5 separate regions of the Mus musculus genome follow, and all the other regions are linked to region 4. Evidence: chromatin loops called from intact Hi-C (ENCODE). Cell type or tissue: left cerebral cortex. All regions are shown on one strand. Region 1 holds the start of Gm26901 (a long non-coding RNA gene). Region 2 has its middle 61 kb from the start of Gm23274. Region 3 has its middle 120 kb from the start of Alkal1. Region 4 holds the start of Pcmtd1 (protein-L-isoaspartate (D-aspartate) O-methyltransferase domain containing 1). Region 5 overlaps Pcmtd1 (protein-L-isoaspartate (D-aspartate) O-methyltransferase domain containing 1).

The links. Hi-C counts contacts between places; a loop is a spot of excess contacts. Peaks named below come from ENCODE experiments on the same cell type or tissue, not always from the same donor. Only the 100,000 strongest peaks of a DNase experiment are listed, where the experiment ranks them.
Region 1: it touches region 4 in a loop (5-fold over the local background); 5 of 42 quality-filtered maps call a loop at or near these places.
Region 2: a loop joins it to region 4, with 8 times the contacts of the local background. A loop is called at or near these places in 5 of 42 quality-filtered maps.
Region 3: it touches region 4 in a loop (4-fold over the local background); 2 of 42 quality-filtered maps call a loop at or near these places.
Region 5: a loop joins it to region 4, with 2.2 times the contacts of the local background. A loop is called at or near these places in 6 of 42 quality-filtered maps.

Annotation. Positions count from the first base shown.
Region 1 is chr1:7,395,545-7,400,544 of GRCm38, forward strand. It overlaps Gm26901 (a long non-coding RNA gene), which reads right to left and starts at 2,552. Exons shown (of 3, transcript XR_865172.2): 1 at 2,174-2,552. In left cerebral cortex, CTCF peaks have their summits at 1,497, 1,698, 1,933 and 2,830 (motif pointing right); DNase peaks (open chromatin) are centred at 1,529, 1,907, 2,166, 2,438 and 1 more place; H3K4me3 peaks cover 1,796 bases; H3K27ac peaks cover 1,095 bases.
Region 2 is chr1:7,202,498-7,207,497 of GRCm38, forward strand. No RefSeq gene overlaps it. Among named protein-coding and RNA genes, the nearest start is that of Gm23274, 61 kb to the right of the region's middle. In left cerebral cortex, a CTCF peak has its summit at 2,465 (motif pointing left); DNase peaks (open chromatin) are centred at 2,452 and 4,064; H3K4me3 peaks cover 405 bases.
Region 3 is chr1:6,480,924-6,485,923 of GRCm38, forward strand. No RefSeq gene overlaps it. Among named protein-coding and RNA genes, the nearest start is that of Alkal1, 120 kb to the left of the region's middle. In left cerebral cortex, a CTCF peak has its summit at 2,524; a DNase peak (open chromatin) is centred at 2,721; H3K27ac peaks cover 530 bases.
Region 4 is chr1:7,086,469-7,091,468 of GRCm38, forward strand. It overlaps Pcmtd1 (protein-L-isoaspartate (D-aspartate) O-methyltransferase domain containing 1), which reads left to right and starts at 2,452. Exons shown (of 6, transcript NM_183028.3): 1 at 2,452-2,748. In left cerebral cortex, a CTCF peak has its summit at 2,031; DNase peaks (open chromatin) are centred at 2,448, 3,964 and 4,662; H3K4me3 peaks cover 3,370 bases; H3K27ac peaks cover 2,814 bases.
Region 5 is chr1:7,152,557-7,157,556 of GRCm38, forward strand. The region is part of intron 3 of Pcmtd1 (protein-L-isoaspartate (D-aspartate) O-methyltransferase domain containing 1); the gene reads left to right. Among named protein-coding and RNA genes, the nearest start is that of Pcmtd1, 66 kb to the left of the region's middle. In left cerebral cortex, no CTCF peak of the experiment used is centred here; a DNase peak (open chromatin) is centred at 2,764.

The DNA.
Region 1 (5,000 bases), 310 kb after region 4:
ACCATACTGTGACCAGATGTGAGAATACGGGGACAGGAAGTAGCTTCACGGTGACAGGAAGTGACTATACCCTGATTGGAAGTGACCATGTTGTCACATGAAGCGGCCACACTGTGACCAGAAGGGACCAGAAGTGACCGTGTCATCACAGGAAGTGACTACAGCAAGACCAGAAGTGACCATATCGTAACTGGAAGTGGCCGTGACATCAGGATTTTCTTCCTGTTTTTGTTGTTTCTCAGTGTGAGTATGGTTTTGTGGTAGGCAAACCTGCCTGAGTGGTACAGAGCATGGAGCCTGAGGCACCGGGTGTTGGGAACCGCCCACTGTGCTCTGCAGTGGGCCTTGCTTGGACTTATCTTGTATAAAATTATTTTATTATATATTAGATATATTATATTATATATCATTTTAAAATATATATTTTATTATATACTATATATTATGTATATTATACTACATATTACATATTACTTTTCTGCTATTATATTGTAATATACTGTCCAATGGGTTACATACACTACATATTATTATCACACGTTACAGATCACTTTTATTATATAAAAAACTTTTAAAAAAGTATTCAGAAGTACAAACTCCAGACTGCGGATGCATACATCCAGGAAAATATAAATTTGAACTTAAAATTTAAAATATTATTATTATTGCTTTTATTATTTTAAATATGAAAAATTGTCATAAAAGCATATGTTTATACCATATATTATTATCATGTTATATATTACGCTCCTTACTGTTATCACATCCTTATATACTCTGTCTCGCTTGGTGTCCGCTGACCCCTAACACCCTGTTTTCCATTTTCTATTCCTGCACAAACATCATGACCAAGAAGCAGGTTGGAGAGGAAAGGGTTTATTCAGCTTACATTTCCACACTGCTGTTCATCACCAAGGAAGTCAGGACTGGAACTCAAGCAGGTCAGGGAGCAGGAGCTGATGCAGAGGCCATGGAGGGATGTTCTTTACTGGCTTGCTTCCCCTGGCTTGCTCAGCCTGCTCTCTTATAGAACCAAGATTACCAGCCCAGATATGGTCCCACCCACAAGGGGCCTTTCCCCCTTGATCACTAATTGAGAAAATGCCTTACAGCTGGATCTCATGGAGGCATTTCCTCAACTGAAGCTCCTTTCTCTGTGGTAACTCCAGCTGTGTCAAGTTGACACACAACCAGCCAGTACAATTGACCCCTTGTCAACTTGACACACAAACACATCACTAGTAAGCCTCAACCCTTAGTTCTTAAAAGTCCCAGTCTTTACATATTAAAAGTTCAATCCTTTAAAAATATCCAATATCTTTTAAAATCCAAAGTCTTTACAATTAAAAGTCTCTTAACTGTGGGATCTGAGTTCGAGGCCAGCCTAGAGTACAGAGTGAGTTCCAGGGCTACACAGAGAAACCCAGCCTCAAAAAAAAAACAAAAAACAAAACAAAACAAAAAGCAAACAAAAAGCGAGCGGGAGCATTGCAGTGACAACCTGTCGCCACCGGGTGGCGTGCGAGAGCAACTGTCTCAGGGTTAAATCCAGAGAAACCAAGTCTTGGGGAAAAACCAAACAAACAAACAAAAACCAAACAAACAAACAAAAAAACCAAAACCAGGCAGGTGGTAGTGGCGGACGCCTTTAATCCCAGCACTGGGGAAGCAGAGACAGGTGGATTTCTGACTTAAAGGCCAGCCTGGTCTACAGAGTGAGTTCCAGGACAGCCAGGGCTACACAGAGAAACCTTGTCTCGAAAACAAACACACAAACACACACAAAGGGGCGAGAGAAACCTTGTCTCGAAAACAAACACACACACACACACACACACACACACACACACACACACAAAAGGGGAGTGTTGCAGTGATAACCTGTCGCCACCGGGTGGCGCGCCAGAGCATCTGTCTCAGGGTTAAGCCCAGAGACACCAACTATGGGAAAAAACAAAATTAAATTCAATAAAGAAATAAATAGATGAATAAATAAATAAATAAAATTTAAACATTCAAAAATTAAAAATAAAAAGTAATTAGAAAAAAATAACAACCCAGTCTTAGAGAAAAAAGAGGGGAGCGGGGCTCAGAGAACCCAAAACTGGGACAGAACTACAACTCCCAGCATGCCTAGGGGCTGAGGCAGGGGCGTGCCCGCACCTGCACTGACCTGAGATGGAAGGAGAGAGAGATTCTGTCCGCGGCCAGTGACTTCCTGCTTCCAATCCGCGGTCCCCGGGACAGCGGCGCTCACAAAGGCGGAGAGACCCTTGCCGGGCAGTTTTCGGGTGGTAGAGGCGGGAAAACGGAAGGCTCAGTTCTGTGCACCCGCGCCACGTGAGAGTTCCAGTCTGTGGCAGGAAGTCCCGCCCGCTCGGTCGTGATTGACGGCAGCGGCTTTCAATCAGGAAGCTTCCCCACTTGCTATTTCCAGGAGCAGGGAATAGCGCCAGAAGTCCCGCCCGCCCGGCTGTGACTGACAGCCGCGCCTTCCAATGGAAGGCTGGATTTCTTCCCCCCCCCCTCCCCCACACACACCCACCGTCCATGTCTGACAAGAGGCAGTGTCTGAGGCTTTTTTTCCCTCTATAAAGGAATACAGAGGCTTCAGGTCCACGCCGCGCGGTGGGCGGGGCCCGGCTTCCCCTTCCATCGTGTCAATCACCCCGAGGGGGCGGTGCCGCCGCTGATGCCTGCAGCCGCCCCAGGCCCCGCCCCCGCCTCATGCTCACTCAGGTGAGACCCCACTCTGGTCTTAGCTGACGCCCTCCCCGCCCACTCGTGGGGGTCCTGGGAAACGGAAGGGCGCGCCCTGCCACCGCCATGACACCCACAGGCCAGCAGAGGGCGCCTCGGCTCCCCTCACAGATGGCGGTGAGCTGCCCACCCGCCTTCCTGCCCGCCCGCCTGCCCGCCGTGGGTGGGGGACTGCGACCCCCAGGGAAGGATGACGTCCACTCGCCGGGCCACCTGGGGCCCCCAGAGACTGAAACCGCCCCCCCACCCCCGGAGAAATCCGCGTCTGCAGAGACACGGGCGGGCGGCCGTGATTTTTATATAAAATTAAAAAGTCTCGTGTGCTTATCGTGTGGGAGCTCACTCTGTAGCCCAGGCTGGCCTCGAACTCAGAGATCCACTGCCTCTGCCTCTTCCCAAGCGCTGCTGGGATGAAAGGCGTGTGCCACCCCTGCCTGGCGACCCTAACACTCTTAAACCCCCCAAATAAAACCCTAGCATTTTAAATAAAAATACTCAAGAGCACTAAACACTACTCTTAAAAAAAAAAAAAAAAAAAGCAGCAAAACCCTGACCCTCCCCCCCAAAAAAAAAAAAAAAAAAAAAACTCTAAATGTCTGGGGCGGGGCCGGAGCACTCAGAGGTCCTGTCACTCAATTCCCAGAGACTCCACGCAGGCTCACACCCTGTGCAGATTTAGTGACCTCACATAGACGCGAGATAGATTAATAAATCTTATAATAAAAAAAAAACACATCGGAGACACACGTGAACCCGTCCTGTACTGGGGCTCCAGAAATACTGAACGAAAGAATGCAAACGGGAAAAAGCATCCTTCTTTGCATTGGTTTAATAAATTACTAAGGGTGCCATCCTTGGGTCGCTGACATCTTGTCTTCATAGGAACTAGACTAGAAAGAAAACCACTCAATGTCTGTGGCTATTTCCCAGCCTTAATGATGTAAAACATTGTGCTTCTTTCTAAACAGGCTGTTGACCCCACTTTAACTCAATGGACTGCCAGAATCAAGAATTATTCTATCAGAGAGCACAGACAGATCAGACACGCTGGCTGCACAGCATATTCAGAACTTCCAAGGGATTTATTAATCAGAGCAGGGCATTTTAGGCCTTAGCCTGGCTCACAGACTAAGTAGTCACCCAGCTTGTGGAACAGGACTTTGCTATACAAGTAGTCACCCCTGTTCATGTCTTTGTTCTCTATGCCCTTTGTTACCCACAGTTATCTGTGGACAGAAACTATTGAATGGAAAATTCCCAACATAATTCATACATTTGTTCTATTTTATTTGTAGTAGTTGTGGCTGATTGCTAGTGCCTAATTTGTAAATTAAGTTTTATCATAGGTATTATATAGAGGGCACACATAATCTATCCAGTCCATGGCTGCATAAGCCATGGGGGAGTCAGGCTTGGGTATAGAACCCCAGAGTAGGCAGTTGAGACTTACAGATACACTTAATGTTGATCATCCTGTCCACCAGACCCAAACCAAGAAACAAGCAGATAATTCTGGCACTGGGAAATTTAGAAACATGAGGAAGGGGAGACCTTTGGATGGAGTCATTGTTAAAACTGTGAAGCCACACAGTAAGGACAGGAGCCAAGATGGATAAGCTGTAACAGCAAAGAATATGCAATGGTTAGAGTCATCCCTCTTGGGAAAATACTGTCGCTGCTCCCAAATCTGTATTTATTTATTTATTTATTTATTTATTCAGTTATTTTTAATCATGTGTACATGTGCTTGTCTTTGTGTGGCTATACACATGTGAGTGTAGGTGCATGTAGAGAGGTCAGAGATTTTCATATTCCCTAGAAATGCAGTTAAAGGTGGTTATGAGCCTTGTGACATGGATTCTAGGAATCTATCTTAGATCTTCTAGAAGTTCACTACATGCTCTTATCCTCTGAGGCATCTCTCCAGCCGCACATGTATACAACACACACACACACACACACACACACACACACACACACAAACACACACGAGTCACTTAAAAATTCAAAGGAAAACTTCTGATCATCCCTCTCAGCACCCCAAATCCACTGTCTTCTGTGGTGGATTCAATTTTTTTTCTTATCCTCAGATCATTGTTTTACTGATGGACTGATGAAGGTTCAGTTAATTTGTTCTCATCATTAAATTTGGTACTTTTTGTGGCTTTTAAGGGTAATATCAGTTGAAGAATATACTTCCCTTTGATCTGACAGATTGATTTAAAAACCTCTATCTTGCA
Region 2 (5,000 bases), 120 kb after region 4:
GTTGTGTCTTCATTTTAATAGAATTCTAGAAAGTCTTGGTGGATTTTTTTCTTTTGATGAGTATGATGTGTCCTTCCTCATCTCTTCTGATTAATTTTTGTTGAAAGTCTACTTTTTTAGATATTAGAATGGCTACTCAAGATTGTTTCTTTTGTTTGTTGCTCCCCACTTCCTCAAGATTGTTTCTTGAGTTTATTTTCTTGAAAAACCTTTGTTGCTGAGGTGTGTATTTTGTATGCAGCAGAATAATGGATTCTGTTTATGTTCACACTGTGTTAGCTTGAGTCTTTTTATTGGTAAATTAAGTTCATTAATGTTGAGAGATATTAATGACCAATGACTGTTACTTCCGGTTATTTTGATGTTGGTGCTGGTACTGCGTGTGTGTGTGTGTGTGTGTGTGTGTGTGTGTGTGTGTATCTTCTTTTGCTTTTGCTGTGAGATGATTAATTTCTTGTGTTTTCTTGGGTGTATTTACCCACCTTGTATTGGAGTTTTCCTTCTAGTATCCTCTATAGGGCTGAACTAGTGGAAAGATATTGTTTAAATTTAGTTTTGTCATGGACTATCGTGGTTTCTCCATCTGTGGTGATTGAAAGTTTTGCTGGGTATAGGATTCTAGCCTGACATCTATGGTCTTTTAGGGTCTGCAAGACATCTGTTCCAAACCTTTTGGCTTTTAGAGTCTCTGTTGAGAAGTTGGGTATAATTCTGATAGGTCAGCCTTTGGGTGTTACTTGGCCTTTTCCCCTTGTAGCTTTTAATATTCCTTCTTTGTTCTTTACATTTAGTGTTTTGATTATGATGTGGTGGGTGAATTTTATTTCCTGTCTAATCTATTTGGTATTCTATAAGCTTCTTGTATGTTTATAGCCATCTCTTTCACTAGGTTAGGAAAGTTTTCTTGGGTGATTTTGTCAAAAATATTTTCTCGGCCTTTGAATTGGGAATTTTCTCTCTCTTCTATTCTCATTATTCTTATGTTTGGTCCCAAATTTTCTGGGTGTTTTGTGTTAGAAACTTTGGTTTTGGTATTTTCTTTGACTGATGCATCAGTTTCTTCTATTATATCTTCTATACTTCGAGATTCTCTCTTCCATCTCTTATATTTTTTGGTGGTGCTTCCATTTATAGTTCTTGTTCTTTTCCTAGGTTTTTCATCTCCAGGTTGCCTCTGTTTGTTTTTTCTTTATTGTTCTTATTCCTTTTTTCAGGTCTTGAACAGTATTATTCATATCCTTTACCTCTTTGATTGTATTTTTCTGTATTTCTTTAACGGTTTCTTTTATTTGCTCTTTTGAAGGCCTCTATAATTTTCCTAAGATGAGATTTAAGGTCATAGCCCTGTTCTTCAGATTGTTTAGCATATCCAGGTCTTGCTGTAATAGGAGAGCTGTGTTCTGATGGTGCCATATTGTACAGACTCTTGTTGATTGTGTTCTTGTGCTTGTCTTTAGCCAACTGGTCATTCCTGGTAGTCCGCAGGAATAGCATGCTTCTGGAGGCTGGTTGCTGTGGGTGGTAGCAGGCCTTCCAGGAGGCAGGAAGAGCTGTGGTCTGGGATCCCAGAGCACAGGCAGAAATTTGAATTGGAAGACTGGGCTCAAAATAGATAGGACAGACATCAGGGCTCCTGGGCTTGCCAGGGGCCCATCGGCCTGGGGATTGGGGAATGTCTCACTTGGTTGTCCTGGATGGGAGCAGACCTCCAGGGAGGCAGGCATATCTCTGGGCTGGAAAGTCTGTTGCAGATCCTCAATTACAAGTAGCAGTGTTGACCAGAGATGGAACTCTGGAGGCATTTTCTTAATTGAGGTTCTTTCCTTAAAAGTGACTTTAGTTTGTTTCAAGTTGACAGAAAACTATCTAGCATACATGGTATACAGTTATTGATCTAGAAAATGTCTTTTTCTTAGTACCTGTCCATAAGGACCACCAGAAGCATTTGCTTTACGTTGGCAAGGCTGGAAATATACATTTACAGTTTTACCTCAAGGATATAGTAACTCTTTAACCTCATGCCATAACTTAGTTTGAAGGAATCTGTCTCTTCTACAAAATATCACGTTGGTGCACTATATGAATGACATTATGCAGACTGAACCAAATTAGCAGGAGATAGGAACCATTTTGGTCTAATTTGTAACATATATGCACATTAGAGCATGGGAAATAAATCCAGCTGAAATTGAAGGGCCTCACCTTCAGTGAAATTCACCTCAATGAAATTCTTATGAGTTCAGTAGTGTGGGACATGCAGAAATATCCCTTCTAAGGTAAAGGATAAATTATTGCAATTAGCTCCTACCACGACCAAGAAAGACTTGTGTTAAGTGAGTCTATTTGAAATCTGGAGAGATGTATGATTGGACCAGAGCAGGTCACGAAGTTATGAGTAAGTTACATGAACAAGTTGCCTGAATGCCTATGGTTTCTACTTCTATCATAGCGCCATCTGGTGGCAGTAATACATAGGGTGCAGAAGCCAGAGAAGGGGATTGATTATTGGCTTGCTTATCATGGCTTACTCAGCCTGCTTTCTTTTCTGCCCTTTTAAAATATTCATTCTTCTCTTATACATTACATCGTAACTAAACTTTCTTCCCTGTCCATTCCTCCCAATCCCCTCTGTCCTCATTCTCTCTCCCTCAGATCCATTCCTCTTCCATTTCCCTTCAGAAAAGAACAGGCATCCCAAGGATATCAACTGATCATGACATAACAAGTTCAAATAAAACTTGGCACAAATCCTTATCTCAAGGCTGGACAAGGCAATCCACTTAATTGATTACGTAGGAAGTGTGTTCTTTTGGTGTCCTTTTCCTCTCTGGCTCATACAACCCCACCCCCATCTCCACCCCCTTCTGCTGTGTTCCCTGAGCTCTGCCTAATGTTTGGCTATGGGTCCCTACATTTGCTTATATCAGTTGCTGGATTAACTCTCTCTGATGATGTTTGGGCTAGGCTAAGTATAGCAAAATATCATTAGGAATTTTATTTTTCTTTTGTCAGTTGCGTTTGATTCTATCTTTAGTCTCTGTGCTATCCAGCTTCTGGTTCCAGGCTATCCAGATACTGTGAGGCATGGGTTACCTCTTGTGGTGTTGACCAGTCGTCATTGGCTGGGCACATCCAAAAGCCCTGCTTCACCATTGTTTCAGTGCATCTTGCAGGCGGGGAAGGAGTGGGTCATAGATTTTAGGGCTGGGTTACTGTCCCAGTCCTACCAGTAGGAGTCTAGCCTGTTTACAGAAGACAGTTGGTTCAGGCTCTGCATTGTCTATTACTAGGAGCCTGGCCCAAGGTCACTATTAGTATAGGGAATCTATTCTTTCCATTTGAAAACTCCAACACACACTCAAAATTACTGATGTATCTATCTTATCACTTGGAAATAACTCTCATACTCCCTAAGAACCAAATAAAATGAAAACCTTTACACTTTTATGGACATAAGGTTAGAAACAAGGAGAAATAGCTCTTTTCTCTCTTTGAGACATCCCACATTTCTACCTGTCTGTCTTCCCCTTTCCTAGATGTCCTATGCCTCCATCTGTCCCCTCCTCCTTGACAGTCTTGCCTGCTTCTAATCACAGCTCCAAACTTTCCCCTTGCACTTTCTGCTTTCGGGCCATTCAAACTTCTGCCACAGATCTGTAGGAACACCGTGGCTGACTGCTGGGCACTTTGCACCCCGCCCAACCCTAATCCTCAACAGCAAATTACCTCTGGCTAGCCCTGTTCCTACAGTGAGTGAGAGTGCACTGTCAGTACAGCCAGCCCTGCCCTACAACAGGTGTTGCGCTGCGATCTGAGTAAAGCCTTGTGCTCCACCGCCGGTGGCTTGAAACCTCCACAGGCATAGCAGTAACTGTGTGGCCACTTCTCTTCCTCTGAGGCACTGGAGCTACAGATCACACCTCTCAGGCCAGATCATTTTGAGCTATCAATGCAGGCCACGCCCACATCCCTCTTTCCAATCTCCATGACCATGGCCAGTCAGGTCCCTTGCTGCTATAAAATGCCCCACTGCCACCTTCAGTTGTTAACAGCAACCGCCTGCTTTTACCGCCAGCTCTGAAACCAGATTGCTTCCTTTTCCGATTCCCTCTCCAAACCTGAATTCCTCTCCAAGTCTCTGGTGCTCGATAAGCAAGGTGGGTTCTGCCTCTCCAACCGCCCTTAGCAAAGTTACCCAAACAAATCTTCCACCTATCTCCTCTGCTGTTTTGGCCCTTTCCTGCCACTCTCCACTTTCCTCAGTCCCGAAGCCCCACCCCTTCCGACTGCTCGGGGAGTTTGTTCAGATTGCATCAATCTGCACAACCTCCTCCTCTCTCTCTTGCTGCTGCCACTCAAAAGGCTCACTGTGGCTGCCACTCAAAAGGATCACTGTAGTCCCTGCTGTCCCTGCCCACCCTATCTGCAACTCCTTGTCAATGTCTCCTTTAGAATCTGACGGCAGCTCCCCTTCTTTCAGTCGTTTCCATACTCATTTTTGTGAGAGACTGCCTTTGCCCCAATTCTAACCCTTGGGAAAGTGACTGGCGTGGATAGGTCTGTTCCTTTCCTGTGTCCTGTTCTCTTTTGATGAATTTGCCCTATAGCATTACCTTCTTTGTCCTCTATATACTCCTTTCTATTAACCTCCTCCTCCTCCTCCTCCTCCTCCCCCTCCTCCTCCTCCTCCTCCTCCTCCTCCTCCTCCTCCTCCTCCTCCAGGAACCTGGGACAAAGGACTGCTGTGCATATTTTACATATCAAAGCAGACCTGGCCTCCAGGTTCTTCCTTCAAGGCCGGCCTCTACTTAGCACACCCTGCCCCCAACTCAGAACTTTCCAGCCCAAGGGCTAGGCTGCCCTTTCCTCTGAGGCTCCTCCCTATAAAATCTAGACATTCAGGGCGCTTGCACTCCCTCCCCCTCCTTTCTCTTCCCCTCCTCCCTCTTCCCTCCTCTTTCTCCTCTCTTCTCTTTTTTCTGAGTTCACACTCTTTCTCT
Region 3 (5,000 bases), 610 kb before region 4:
CCAAGGCCTCTTGATCAAGTTTCAGGAACACACCTCCTCTCTCTCCTAGGTGTCTGATGGATTCTTCACCTCTGTCTCCCATCTTACCTCAGGAAGGCTGGGCTGCACTATCACATCCTGCTTTTTATGTCTGCTCTGGGAATTGCACTCGGGTAGTCAAGCCGGTATCGTTCACTTTTACCCTCTAGTCCTAATCTGTAGTTTTAAAATGCCTTTGTACTCACAACCATTTTAGGGTTTCTAGAGTGTTTTTATAAGGTTCTTCTAATTCTGCTTTCATTTCCCAGCCCCAGTGTTTAATGGAGTTCACTTGCTTATAGGGGTGCAGGATTGCTCTAAATTTATTCAACCAACATTTACTCTGTTAGTTACCATTTTCAGTGACACAGTATCTCATGGAAACTTAAAGAAAAATTTACTCTGGCCTTGGGTTCATGAAATATAGTTCACCATCATGGAAAAGTCATGGCAGCAGTACCAGCTCCTGTCCTTGGTAACAGGAAAGGGAGACTGTTGATGTCTCAGTCAATCAGAAATCAGGAAGTAGAGAGCTGGGGCCAGAGGCAGGGCTTTGCATTAGTCCAGTCCTGTGACTCTACATTGGTCAGCTAGTCTCCATGTGCAGGAGTTTCTACAACTTTCCAAAAAGGCTCCAACAGGTTAGGCCCAACTTATTAAATGGATGAGCTTGGGGAGCAGCACACGTTCAAGTCATGGTGCTTGCTGGCCAGCTTCATTAGCTTCTGTAGGTTTACATGAGTTGAATCACACAGGGCTTTCTGTTCAAAGATTATGTAATATTATCTTCGTACTATTACAGTTTTGTTTTATTTTTTACAAAGAGACGTGTATGTACCTTACTCTCTTTTTAAAGGCTATTTTCTACAATGATGAGTGCTGAGTGCTTCTATTTCCTGTTCAGGAATAGAGTTATAAACCATGTATTTTAGATAACTGTTTTAGTTTTCCGCTATAAGATGAATAACATGCATTATTGCCTATACTTTCTCAAGGCTGCTTTTGAGAGACTAGCAAGCAATAAATAAATACATAAATAAACAGCAATCTGCTGCTATGAGCCATAGGCTTAGTGCTGCTCTTGGGATCTGACCACTGTATTCACATATACAGGGGCATAAATGTTTGTCATACAGGTAGCAATGTTAAAAATATCATTAACGTAGTTCTTTATAAGTACATATATTATTCTGTTTAGGATGAGTGACAGTAATTTTACTAGTTCTTAGTGTCCACCTTATTTGGTGGCTAGGATGTGATTGTGGGACAGAAATGTACAGTGACAGAGTGCTAAGTAGTTCTATGCAGGTTTGTTTTAGGCTAGTCATTTATGTTGCATTCCCATAGGTCCCAACAGTAATCTCCCTTATAGTTACCATATGTTGTAGAATTCAATAGCTCCACGAAAGTGCCTCCTTTCCATTCCCGATCCTACGTCCCGGTATTTCCCTTTCAAGTCACAGTCACAGAGAGTAAGAACCCAGCTGGTGTGAAGCCCCTGGCAGTGGTGTGAAGCCTCTGGCAGTGTCGCCAGGGCTTGGTTTCACACACGTCCATTCCAGCCACTGCCTTTCTTGCTCTGGATTCTTGTCACATGCCATGGGTGGGTTGGGAGAGAATCCCCTTTGCCAGTTGGTTCTTACCACTTTCATTATCTCCAATGAAATATCAGCCTTCTAGAGAAGCCCTGCAAAGTGCCCTGGAGAGGTAGAGCCCAATGATATTGGCTCTGGAGCACTTTAGCCCCTCTTTCTAAAATAGCACCTCAGTGTTGTGTTGTATTTGCTCTTTAGGGGTTTTTTTTTTTTTTTTTTTTGGTTTGTTTGTTTTTTTGTTTTTTTGTATTAGTGCTTTAGTAACTAGACTGCAAACTCTGTGAGTGGAAAAAATTGTCTTTTATGCACGAGTCACCAGCCTGGATCTGGGAGAGGTTCCTAGCAAGGACAAAAGTCCCAGTGAGCTGCACAAGAGTTCCCTGAGTTCATCTCTTTGGCAGTGTCCTGTAGAGCCTTGTCTTTGTAGTCTCCTCCTCCTCCTCCTCTTCTTCCTCCTCCTCTTTAATAAGTTGTATTCTATAAAGAGGAGATGTTACAGCTCACCCTCAAGTGTCACTGTACAGCTCTCTGATTCAGAGCTAACTCACATGCATAAAAAGAGAACAGGGGCCTCATCCATTCTAAGCTTTGAAAACACACAGCTCAGAACATAGCAGCTTCTCCCTTCCCAGCCGCTAACTTTTTAAAGCAGGTGACATTTGCTGACAACTCATTAGGGAAAGACTGCTTTAAATTCTGCTGCATAGGTAAAGGAGCATTCCCCTAAGTAGAGTTTGCATTTCTTGGAAGTTGGCACTCTAACAGGTTCTTTTAAAACATGTTGCTCTTTTAAAACATTTATTGTGTTAACAGAATACCTCACAGGTTGCTGTTTGAGCTCTGGCCTTTGGGTTTGCAAATTGATAAAGGGTAACTTGGTATCAATTATGGTCATATGGTCCTGACAGCAGATAGGGGGCGCTGAAGAGGCAGTGGTGCCAGGTGGCAATAGCAAAGAAAGGCCATGCCATCTGGATCTTGGAGGATGCACTTGCAGAGGAGCGCCTGGCTCAGCACTCTTCTCTGTACCATCTTCTTTCCCTTTGCAGCTTCCCACTTCCCATCTGTGCCCGCCCACTGGTTTCTCAAAGAATTAAAAAAAAAAAAAATTGGCATGGCGTAAGGAAAAAGAATCAGGAATCTGTGGGCTGCCCCTTCCTCAGCTTATTCAGTGTTAGTGACCAGTGACAGCTATGTCCTGGCCTGCTTCCCACACCCATTCTCAAGGCTGTAATCTGATGTCACCAGCGGGGCTGTGCATTTTGCTGCACCATACCGTGGGGTTCCAAGAGCTAGTTGTACTTTGTAAATTGCCAGCAAAACGTTTTCTTTTTCCTTTTTATCCTTGCCAGTGCTGCCTGCAGACTCCAAAAGGCATTTTCAGAAAGCAGATTCCACAAGTTCCAGAATCCAAGCACGAGTAATCATTATCTATTCTGCTTGAGTACAGTTCTATAGAAACAGTGACAATTTTTTGCCAATAGTTATTAAGTTATCACCTTGCCACATGAACTCCTCCAGAAAACATCATTTAATGGATAAACACTAGAACAACCTTTGCTGTTAAGTTCCCTAATTCTAATAAGTGTAGTTTTCCAGAAGGAACAAGCCGCAACAACCCAAACCTTAAGCAGTTGTTATTTCTGAACAGAATGTTACTATATATGGTTGTTTTAAGGATATTTTGGAAAATGGGTAGTTGGTAAATGGCTGTTTAATATAGGAACAAGCACTTAGAAGTAGCCAGCAAGTGAGAATTTCACAGCACCATTTTTTGGACTGCTGTGTGGATTTTTACCATGCACTGGATTCCTATGTTGTTCTGAGCACTTTTGTTTTTTTGTTTTTAGAAAGTGAGATTTTATCTGGGTATGGGTAGATTATCTCAACTTCAGCTTCTTCTGACAGTATCCTTAGAACATTTGTAAACAGTATGCTTTGTTGATGGACTTTGGAAGTCAAGAAAGTGCTAATGGAAAAGGAATAGGGGTGATTTGCATTTAGGCTGCCCAAAGGATATCTACACTAGGGCATCTCACCCCACCTCCAACATTAAAGAAGGAAGAAGGCACAGGGTTAGAACAGGGGGAGTCAAGATATCCCCAGGAGGAAGCCTGGAAGTTGCTTTTCCTAGAGCCCCTATTCTTAAACACAGTTCCAGTGGAGATTTTTCAACTTCTTTCATCAAATTCATCTAGTCCTGGGTCAAAGTCAGCTCTTGCAAGCAAAATCTATCTGTTGGAGGACCTAGACTGGTCGATATAAAGGGGCTTCTTGGTGAATAAGTAAAAGATTTGAGGGGTAAAGGGAGTGAGTAGACTGTGATTCATTGGCCCAGGAGTCTTGGCTTTTAATGCTTTAACCACATGCTCACTCTTTATTCTCACCCATTTATACCTAGCCTTATCTCCAGGAAGACTCTTTACCTAGTTACTTCTGAATTATTCCTAAATTCATATTTCATGTGTAAGAATTCCATCTTTTGAGATATGCCCCTGGGTTATCAGTTACCAGTTTCACATAGCAAGTGGAAAAACTACTTTAAAATGATACATAGGCAAAGTTCTCCTGTGAGACATTTTGTCAGTGGAAGTTAGATTTTGCAAGTTTGTTTTGGATGAGCAGCATATTTCCCTTGGTTGGTTCAGCAGCAATATTTCTGTCCCGTCATCTAGTTAGGGATAAATGGCATATTGTGGCTTCCCAAACTGAGCCTGCATATGCTTACCCAAACTTGCTCAGTTTGGGAAGCTCACGAGAACGCTTGCTTTTCATTTTCTTAAAATTTAATTTAATTTATTTTTTTATTCCCCTGAGTTTCTCTTTTGGCCAAAAAGAAATGCCTTACATGTTATTCAAAATATTTAACCTTAATTGCAAGGCAGAATAGTAAAGTAGCTAGTGAGGACTTTTTCAGAGATTCTCTGACTTGGAAGAGTGGAAGAAGTAGAGGGAACACAAAGTCTGTTAAAATGTTTGCTGTTTTTGTAGAAAATATTGATGTTGAGCCACAGATAGAAGCTTCAGAATAGACATTTATCTAGAGTTCTCTAAAATGACCACAATGGAAAAATTGCCTTAAAGCAGAACAATTAAATACTAGCTGGGAAACTAGTTGGCTGCCATGGGCCAGATACTCTCTGACTCTGGGAAAACCTCAAGGTTCATAAAATGCAATAGCCTGTTTTCTTGGAGATTCCAGTCTGTCAAAAATGTCTAAAGGATTGATGTAGCTGACCACTTGAAAAAGTACAACTCCTGAAAGAACCAACATTCAGCTTGCTTATGCTCTTATTCTTCTCTCTCTCTCTCTCTCTCTCTCTCTCTCTCTCTCTCTCTCTCTCTCTCTCTCTCTCTCTCTCTCGGTTTTTCAAGACAGGGTTTCTC
Region 4 (5,000 bases):
CTGGGAATTGAACCAAGGTCATTTGGGAGAGATAGTAGTGCTCTCCTTCCTTCCTCCCTTCCTGTTTTCAGACAGGTTCTCTTTCTATAATCTTAGCTGTCCTGGAACTTGATATAGCCCAGGCTCTCCTTGGACTCATAGAGACCCACTTGACTGTTTGCACTCTGGTCCTGTTACTTTCATCTCTCTAGTGCTGGGATGAAAGACCACTAGGCTGAACATTTGTGATATTCTGCCTGCGTGGTTTTATGAACAGAGTGCCAGGCCTGTACTATACTGTGTTATTTTCTGCTTAGTAATAAAGTAGAAGTCACTTGGTATGAAGAATAAAAGTGTTGCTAGTGTTCCCAGGACCAGGCTTACTCCAACAGTGGATGGAGAATGCCAAGAACAAATTGCCTGCAGGCTATATAAAGTCTAAAATCTTTACATAAATCTGGATGATGAAACAACTTAAAAATTGACCAATATAACAAAGACAAGTATCATCGGTGTAGCACAGCATTAAAATTTGGAAGCAGTTTGGTACTCAGTATCCAGCCTTCCCAGATTATGAAGTTGTGGGAGGATATATAAGAAATGACAGGTGCAAAGGCAAGACGTGGGGCATAATTAGAAACATGGGTAGGTGGCAGGTACCAGGTGTATACACAGAAGTTATTACATGATTCTTTCCAGTTTAGCTGCTGTAGAAGAGAAACCCCTGGTCCTGTTTTATAAACACAGTACTTAGCATCCCTCTTATTAAACATCATCATTTTTGCACACCTCTAATCTCAGCCCTTGAAGGTGAAGAGAAGAAAAATAAAGCTGTGTTTAGCTCTTATTCAATAGAAAAAAAGGCCTACATAAAAAAAGTCCCAGCCGGGCGGTGGTGGTGCACGCCTTTAATCCTAGCACTTGGGAGGCAGAGGCAAGCAGATTTCTGAATTCGAGGCCAGCCTGGTCTACAAAGTGAGTTCCAAGACAGCCAGGGCTATACAGAGAAACCCTGTCTTAAAAAATCAAACCAAAACAAAACAAACAAAAAAAATTCCCATAGGGACTGAAATGAAAGAAAAAGAAAACCAAAATGTTTTCTAGTGTCTCACTGTTATTTTAAAACAGGTGAAGTGGAACTCATCTGTGATTTCTCAGAAGGCTGAGGCTCGGAGGATTTCACATTTGAGGACAGCCTGGAGATTCTGTTAAAACTCCCAAACCTTCCTAATTTATCATGTGATTTATTATGTTTATGGTAAGATGTATATATATATATATATATTTTTTTTTTTTTTTTGAGACAGTCTCATATAACCCAGGCTGACCTCAAATGAAGTATCTGCAGATAACTTTGGACTACTGATCTCTGCTGTCACCTGCGGAGCTTTTGGGATTACCACCCTGAGCCGTTACATCCACTCGATAAAATATTTTCACCTGCTAAAATTTCTGCCTAGAGTATCAGAAACCGAACCCCCAAAGACTGTTATGTGATCCCATCCTGTCCAGGGGTGCTTTGGTTCTAGGAGAGACACAAAGATAGGACTAAGGAATCCGGCCCACAGCCTCAGTCTAAGGGCTAAAAGGCCACCAAATCTAACTTCGTACTTGAGACATAAAGGTGAGCTGAAAGTCAGACCATCGCATAAGTTAACTTTGTTCCAGTTTTCAAGTGATTGGAAGCTCTCATTTTACTACTCTGTTCTTAAACACTTTACACAAGGTTACTGTAGGTGACAGCAACCTAGGCCTCAAGACCTTTTGTTTTCCTGATAGGGACTTGATATATGTATGTAGTACAGGCAGACTTTGAGCATCCCAAGTGCTGGGGTTACAAGCCAGTGCCACCACATCTGGAACGTGCATTTGGTTACAAATTACAGCATTGGGAAAGCAGTGTCTTTTTATGTGCTGGAAACAAACAAACAAACAAAAAATACAGTCCCAAAGTAGGAATCGACATGTTTACTGCGGAGGACTACAGATGTAGATGCTCCCCCTTGCTTCTGACCCTCGCCACTTCTCAACAAGCACTCCTTCCCGACACCGACACAGGCAGGGGCTTCGGCGTGGACCAAGAAGGCGTCAGCTGCGCCTGCACAGGGGGCGACGCATGCACCGCCGCCAGTCATTGGGTGCGCGCCGGGTCTGCAGGCATCCTCCCCATCACCCGATACAGAGACCCGCGGAGAGGCTGGAGATGAAGTGGCCTCGTAGATCCAGTCGGCAAAACGCCGACCGGAGGCGGAGCTGGGGACGGACTGAGTCACCAGACCCTGCGCTCCCGAGCTACGCAGCACACAAACAAAACAGCGACAGAATAGGAGGAGCCCCAGCTCTCGCGGCATCCGCGGGAGCTGCCAGCCGCTTGGGCAAGCCTCGCGTTGTTTGGTTAAGGGGCAGGGCGTTCAGCGAGAGGGCGGAGTCCAACCCAGCTGAGGGTGGGGGTGTTCCCAGGCCCCGTTGATTGGCATCTTTCTTCGGAGGGCGCCCCGCGCACGCGCAGCTCCCAGGAGGCGGTGGCGACTAGGGCAGTCCAGCTGCCCGGGTCCCGGGTTGCGGGTCGGGCTCCGCCCTCCCGCGTCGGCGCTGGCGGACGCTGTGCCGGGCCAGTCGGCTGTCTCTGCGGCGCTCCGCCCGCCGCCGGTCCGCCGCTGCTTTGGCCTGGAGGGCTCCCGCCTACGCAGGCTCGTGACGCGGGGGCTGGGACGGGGCTTCAGGGACTGAGCGGGCGCTGCCGCTGTGTGAGCGTCTTCTGCGCCTTCGGTAAGTGCGGTCCGCGTCCGCTGCTTTGGCATTTTAGACACCAGCCGGGAGAACGGATGGAGAGAGACAGGGCGAGCTGTTTTGCAGAGCCAAGGTGTTTTACAGCTTATTGCTTTTATGCGTGTTCTTTTAAAATCGTGAAACCACAGCTGTGCGTTTACAAATCTGAAGAATTTGGGTACAGAAGGAGGAGGAGGAATGCTCTTAGAAATGGAGCTAAAGTACTGCGTGCTCTGTAAGAAAAAAAAAAAAAGCTGCCAAACAATGAAGACACAAGACTCCTGCCCTCTTTCTGTCCTGGACCTCAACCCCAATATTTACGCTCCCACTACTCAGAGTAACCCGATCCCAAGTGTATGTATGCATCCAGCCTTTCAGGATTTTGTCGGTGCAAGTGAGGAGTGTGTTTATAGACGAAAATTAAAGTCCTATATAGAATATAGATTTTTGGGCCAGTAGTATACGGAACTCTCCACTCTTTTTTTTAAAAACATACTTTATTGTTAAATGTTACTGTTTAGCATGGGCTTCACACTTTCAGTAGCGAGTCAGTTAAAAGCTTATTGTATGTTTTGTGATTTGCGACGCAGTTCTATAGCTCAAGCTGAGATAGAGCCCCCTGTGCTGTGGAAGCTGACCTTGAACTCTTAGCTTCTGCCTCCACCTCCCGAGTGCTAGGATCAAACAGGAGCTGTTGTGCCTGGCCTACGTGCCAGTATTTTGCAACTTAATATATTGACTTTCACAGTATCTAAGGCCACATGCGATACTTTCATATGAAACAGGTTGCTAGTCTTTGCTTAGACCTCAGAGTTTACATGAGAGGGAATGACTGCCTAAAGATTACACAAAGTTTACTTTTTCTTTATGTCATAAAGTTTAAATACCATATGGTTAGATAGCAGCATTTAATTCTTTAAACTCTAGGAGGCTACTTTTGATGAAACTCGTAGAAAGTCACCATTTAGAAATTTTGTACTCAAATAAGAAAAAAAAAAAACCCACCACGGATTAAATATTTTGCAAGGTGAACCCTAGGGAGAAGTCTGAAAGTGGAAGAAAAGTGGTTCTGCACGCATTATTGTGCTAATCTTGCTAGCTTCCAAGGGAAACAGTCTACTAAAGTAATCATAGGCAACCGTCTTATTCCAAACAGGCCTGTCCTTAAAATCATAGACACAATTGTGCACATTTATTTAGGAATCGAACTTAAAAGACTTGAAGAGATCTATGGTATTTTCGTTGTTTTTGTCAACAATATGCTGGTACTTTTTTGTTTTTAAATAAAAGCCTAAGTAGTGTCTTCCTGCTTCTGTGGTCAGTCAGCTCAGGCCTGGAGTGCCTGACTAAGCGCCTGCTCTGCTTTTCTGGGTGGGCTGAGTACCTGAACTGCATTTATGGCCCTGCCTTGTCCTCCTGAATGGAAACTGCCTTATCAAAAATATCGAAAATAAGTGTAGGAAACTATCCTGGTGTCGTTTTCGATGAGGTTTCTGGTGGTTTCATATTAAAATAGCTGAAACACTGTAAATTGAAAAGAATACAAAGTAGACAAAATTAAACTTTGCTTATTGCATGGGAATTAAAAATGTGTTACTGGGGTTTGTGCCTTATAGTATATAATACTTTCATTTTCTGGCAGGTGTGACTAACTGTAGTTTAAGGAACTATGACCAGTAGTGAGTTCAAATAAAGTGTGATCAAATTATGCATTTGAGGAGAAACCCATGTATAGTTAAAGATTTGAGCAGTTCTTGTTTGCTCAGGATAACAAGGTAGGTGTTAAGTATCTGCCATTCATTATCTCTTACTCTGTATTGGATGTCTCATATTGGTGCACACGAAAATATTTCAGCCCAGAAAAATATTTTCAACAGACTAACTTTCAGTTATAGAAGTGGGAAGAGTTGGGAATGTGCTAAGTGTGTTCAGAAATTAAAAGCAATGGCTGGAGTTGGAGCTCCTGGCATGTCTGAGGCTCTCCGTGATTCCTGCTAAAAACAGTCCTTTGCCTGATGGGAAAGCTTGCTTTTTAGTTTATCATGAAAAGTCTTTTGGGGACTTGTTAATGTGAGTAGCTAGAGACAAATCAAGTGTTTGGGGGTCTTGTGTTTCTTCCTTTTTCTTTTTATAAATAAAAGGCACAAGGAATTATATCTGCAGCTTAAATCATCATCATCATCACCACCACCACCACCATTATTAATTTCTCCCTTTTTTGGGCTTTGTTTGGCTTTGTTTATCTTTGGTCA
Region 5 (5,000 bases), 66 kb after region 4:
GAGATGGGCTCTATTGACTAAGAAACAATGCTCAAGGTAAGGGTCTAGGAAGAATGGCTGCGATAAGTGTAAAACTTTTGTGGAGTCGGGTGAGGCCTGGCTGTACAGATACATATACTATCAGGCTATTAACTACACCTACGTCCAGTTTTCCCGGCTGAAAACAGGTATACATCTCTTCTTTGAACCCTGTGTGTTAACACTCCTTCCTGAGTTCCCTAGTGCTTATCTGTGAGCACAAATACCTCATGCCTTCTAGATTTAGTCAACAAGAGGAGGAGGAATTTGGCGGAGTCAGATTACCCTCAAATCAGTAAACAAAATACACAAACAAAATGCACCTGTCCTGGTTTGAATACTTGGGTGAGTATTGTAGTTAAAAAAGATTAAATTGTAAACTTTGACCTAATGGAAGAGCTTGTCACTAGTAAAACATTTATTTATAGCTATGCAATACGCGTTTTTTAAATACATATGTGCGTATTTGACTCTTTGGACTCCTACTCCATTATGTTCTATAATGTCATTAGAGTGCATATGTTCTCTCCAGATGACTAGAGAGAAGATTTTAGAAATGTTTTTCAAATCTGTATCTTTATCCTACATAGAATGTACTGTTATTACTATATAATTGGGCACATAAATGAGTCATAATTCATGAAAAAGGTAGTATGGGGTCTGATGAGAAAATCTTTTGTCTTGGACCAGTAGTTCTGAACTTTGGGTCACAACCCCTTTGGGGATTAAACAACCCTTTCATAAGTTGCATATCAGATATCAGTGCTACTATTCAAAACAGTAGCAAAACAATTGTGAAGAAGCAAAGAAAATAATTTTATGGTTGGGGGGTCACCATCACATGATGACCTGTATTAAAAAGAAGATTAGGAGCCACTTTTAGATTCTGGTCAGTTAAAATTGATTGATTTTTTTTTTTAATTTGTTTGTCCTAGAATTGAGCTGCTCCAATGAACTATAGCCTATCCACTTTAAGATTTAGCTACAAAATGTAAAGTAGCCCTTTTATGTGACTCATGTATTTCCTTCAGATAAGAATCAGGCAATACCACTAATCCTAAACACACCGGCACAGTCAACTAAGACAGTCCTGCTTAGCTTTAGCAAGTGAAAAACAGTGCATTCTTTACCCTTGGTAGTTTTCAAAAGATATAACTGATATATAGCAATAATTAGTACCCGGCTTTACTTACAATTTATTAAAGGTTTACTTTTTACAGTGATTTGTACTTGAAAATTAAGTATTTCTGTATTCAGTTTTATCACTGGAGTATTTATTATGTCATTCATTTTAAAGAGAATTGTATTGAAATCATTTTGCTGTTGTAATTAGTTCATTATCCTCAGTATTTCTCAGTACACTTCAGATGTTTGTGTATTTTGCTATACTAATAGTGTCCAGAAATAATTTTATGCAAATATTGCCAGTTGTAAGCAGTTTTTTTTTTTCCTTTTACTCCCAGTGGTACTGAGGATTAAAACTCAAGGCTTTATACATGCTGGATCATTCTAACACTAAACTACATTGTCAGCATCTTTCAAATATGGTTTTGAACTGATTGTGTAAGACATACCGGTAATCCCAGCACTTGGGAGATTGAGGCAGGAGTGTCACTGAGTGTTTCAAGCTAGCCTAGGCTTCAGAGTCAAACCCTGTCTCAAAATTGTTCACTTCTTTCTTAATTTTCCATGTTCCCCTCCCCTTTTTGTGGTAGGGACTTGTTAAATTGCTCAAATCAGCTTCAAACTTCTGACCCTCCACCTCAGGTTCTACAGTGATGGGGTTGTAGGGATGAACCATAAATTTTAATGTGACAAAAAGTCAAATTGTTTGGGACAGAGAATCCTTAAAAATAGTGAACTATCAATTATATATATTAACATCTGTGCAGGGAATAATGTAATGGCTTTAAATGACTTAGCTGTCAGGTTTTCTATAAAACACTTAGTGACTGCTTCAATAATGTGGGTTTCTATAGTGCCTCAGTCATGCGGGTTTGATTATTCAGTGCGAACAAACAAAAGCACTTTATATACTTTCAACACTTTGCTTCAAATAATTCCTGGGTTGTCCTAGATGAGTCTGATGCAGTTGGAAGGGAAAACACTTGAAAAGGTAAAGTCTTTGTTTTCTAATTTTAATTCAACAGTTTAGTTATTGATTATAAGGTATTTGAATGATATATTTCAAGATCAAGACTTGCGTTTAGCCTAGCAGAGATTTTTAAAGTGTCTTATTTTTAACAAAGTAGTCATTTAAGACTCATTGTATTTTAATGAAATGTTTTAAGAAAAACATTTTGTGATTTCATTTGTCAGTTTGTTTCGGGTAAGATATGAGAAGGTAGGACTCTTCCCCAGGTCTTTGAAATTTCTTTATTCCATTGGAATAATTGTCTACAATTTCAATGACATTGTCCTCTGGCATCTAATAAATTAGGTGCGCAATTGCTGGCCCCAACTTCACAGTGTATTGAAGGGGAATGTTGTTTTTTCTACTCTCAGTCAGCTCCTAGACCTAGACTATCCGTCTAAGAGGGAAGCTACAGGGCAAGGCTAGGTCACCCTGATCTCCTAGCTGCTTTTCAAAAGAATTAAATGGGCAAGTTGGCAAGGTCCCTGCTGTGAATGAAATCATCTGTCCATCTGAAGAAGAAGATAATCCAACATGCACCTCTAAAGAAAACCACTGCTAAGGTAAGTGATTGGAATCGTGGTCTTACTTTGGGCAAGTGTTTATGTTCTCAGCCAAGATGTCTATATATTTTGCACTCTGCCATAAATTATTTTCAGTGCACAGCTTCGTAAGAGCAAGTGAAGTGTGTCCCTGTGTGGGAGCCTCAAAATAGTCATTGTATTTTTAGGTTTATTCATAATAAGCCTCAGAGGAATACATTCGTGGACATTTTAAAGGCTTTAAGACTTTCCCCCCTGTATACAGATAACTTTAATGTTAGTAGTGTGACTCAGGAAAGTGACTTTATTTAGGAGATCCTGTTTGGGAATTTTTCTAAAAATAAAAAAGTATCCGCCTATTTTAACTTAAGTACAACATTTTAGCAAGCATCTAATTTTAACCTAAAAACCAGAGAAAGAACACCTGAACCATTCTTGAATATAACTGCTTGTACTTGTCTATCATTTTGGTAGATGTGTTGCATTTCTCAGGTTTCATGAAATGTGCGCTTTGTATGAAAAGATGGGATTTGCATTTCCCCTTCCCTCTATATTCTAACCTGAACTACATGTATAATTTATCAGTCCCCATAGTGCTATTTTATACACAAAAGTCCTGGACAGTTTATTGCTTAGTCTTCTAGATTACACAGAAATTGTTGTTAAGGTTTAAAGTGTACTTTGCCTTTGTACATTTTAAGAAATTTAGGTGTGGCACAGCTTTTAGAATAGTCAACAACTAAGAATTGTTTCTACTCTTGGAAGAATCAATAGGAGTTATACCTGGTTAATACTATAACACTGCTAACAGCCACCATCTATGTCTTGATTCAATTATTTAGTTATTTTTGTCAATCATATTAATAAGCAAATCTATAAATATGTGCCAACATTTAACAAGGGTATATTTTAATTCATAAGATTTTTGAGAAAAAGGCCAGCAGTGGAATCTCTGTCATTCTCCAGCTGATTGGTATGAATTTATTTCATGAACGCTGTTGTAAAGGTACTGTGACATTACTGAGGTGGCTCTGATTCTCCACAGAATCTGCGCATGCTCCGCAGAAGCAACTGAAGGTTAACTTTTGTTCAAAAAGTTACTCTCTGTCTATATGTAAAACTTTAAAATGTTAACAATATGCAACTTTAGTTTTGTTCTTAACTTTTTTCTTTGTGAAACTTTATTACAGGCAGCAAATATTAAATATAATTAAGTATAATAAATAATGCTTGAATGGGAGAAACTTTGGGGAGATACTTATGTTGTTGTTTTTTAATTTATTTAACACTGTTATGCATTGGTAGTCACTTGTATATTTGGCTTACAAATTATTTTGTTTTTATTACCAACATTTTCTCACAGTTTTAGATATGTCTTAATTTTTATTCATGGAAATAGCACAGAAATTTTGGGATTTAAATTTATTTTTCTTATTATATTTTATTTATTTTGTTTTGGGTGTGGCATGGACTTGGGCAAGAACAACTTGCGGGTGTCATGGCATCCTCTACCATGTGGTGCCGAGGCCTGAACCCAGGTCATCAGGCTTGTCCGCAGGTGCTTTTAGCCTCTGAGCCATCTTACCATATTTCCTAATTCTAGTAGGCTCCCAAATTTAAGAGTTCTCTATAAGGAAATTAGTGTGTTAAAGTATAGTAAATAAGTGAATTAGAAGTCTATTTCATTTGTATTAGTGGACATTGGAGATTAGAAGGGAAAAAAAATTCAGGTTATACTAGAATAATAGCAATGCTTTTAGATATTCAGTTATATGATATTAAAGGCAAGAGTTAGTGTGATTTTTTTTTTCCACATGTTGACATAATGTATATACGATGTTGCAGTTATCAGTCAGCATCATGATCTGTGAACCACTATATACATTTTCAGTGCAATGGGCCTTTCCCAGCTAGCCCTATGACCTGAACTACAGCATCACTGTAGTGCAATGGACGCTGTAGAGTGCAGTGGACACTGTAGAGTGCAGTGGACACTGTAGAGTGCAGTGAACACTGTAGAGTGCAGAGGACACTGTAGAGTGCAGTGGACACATACATTCACGGTAACTTTATTTCTAGGCAAATCTCTTTGTTTTGTTTTGTTTTGTTAGGTATTTATTTCATTTACATTTCCAATGCTATCTAGGCAAATCTCTCTTCAGAGCTTAAGTGTTTTGTTTTTTTGTTTTTGTTTTGGTTTTTGGTTTTTGGTTTTTCGAGACAGGGTTTTTCTGTATAGCCCTGGCTGTTCTGGAACTCACTCTGTAGACCAGGCTGGCCTGGAACTCAGAAATCTGCCTGTCTCT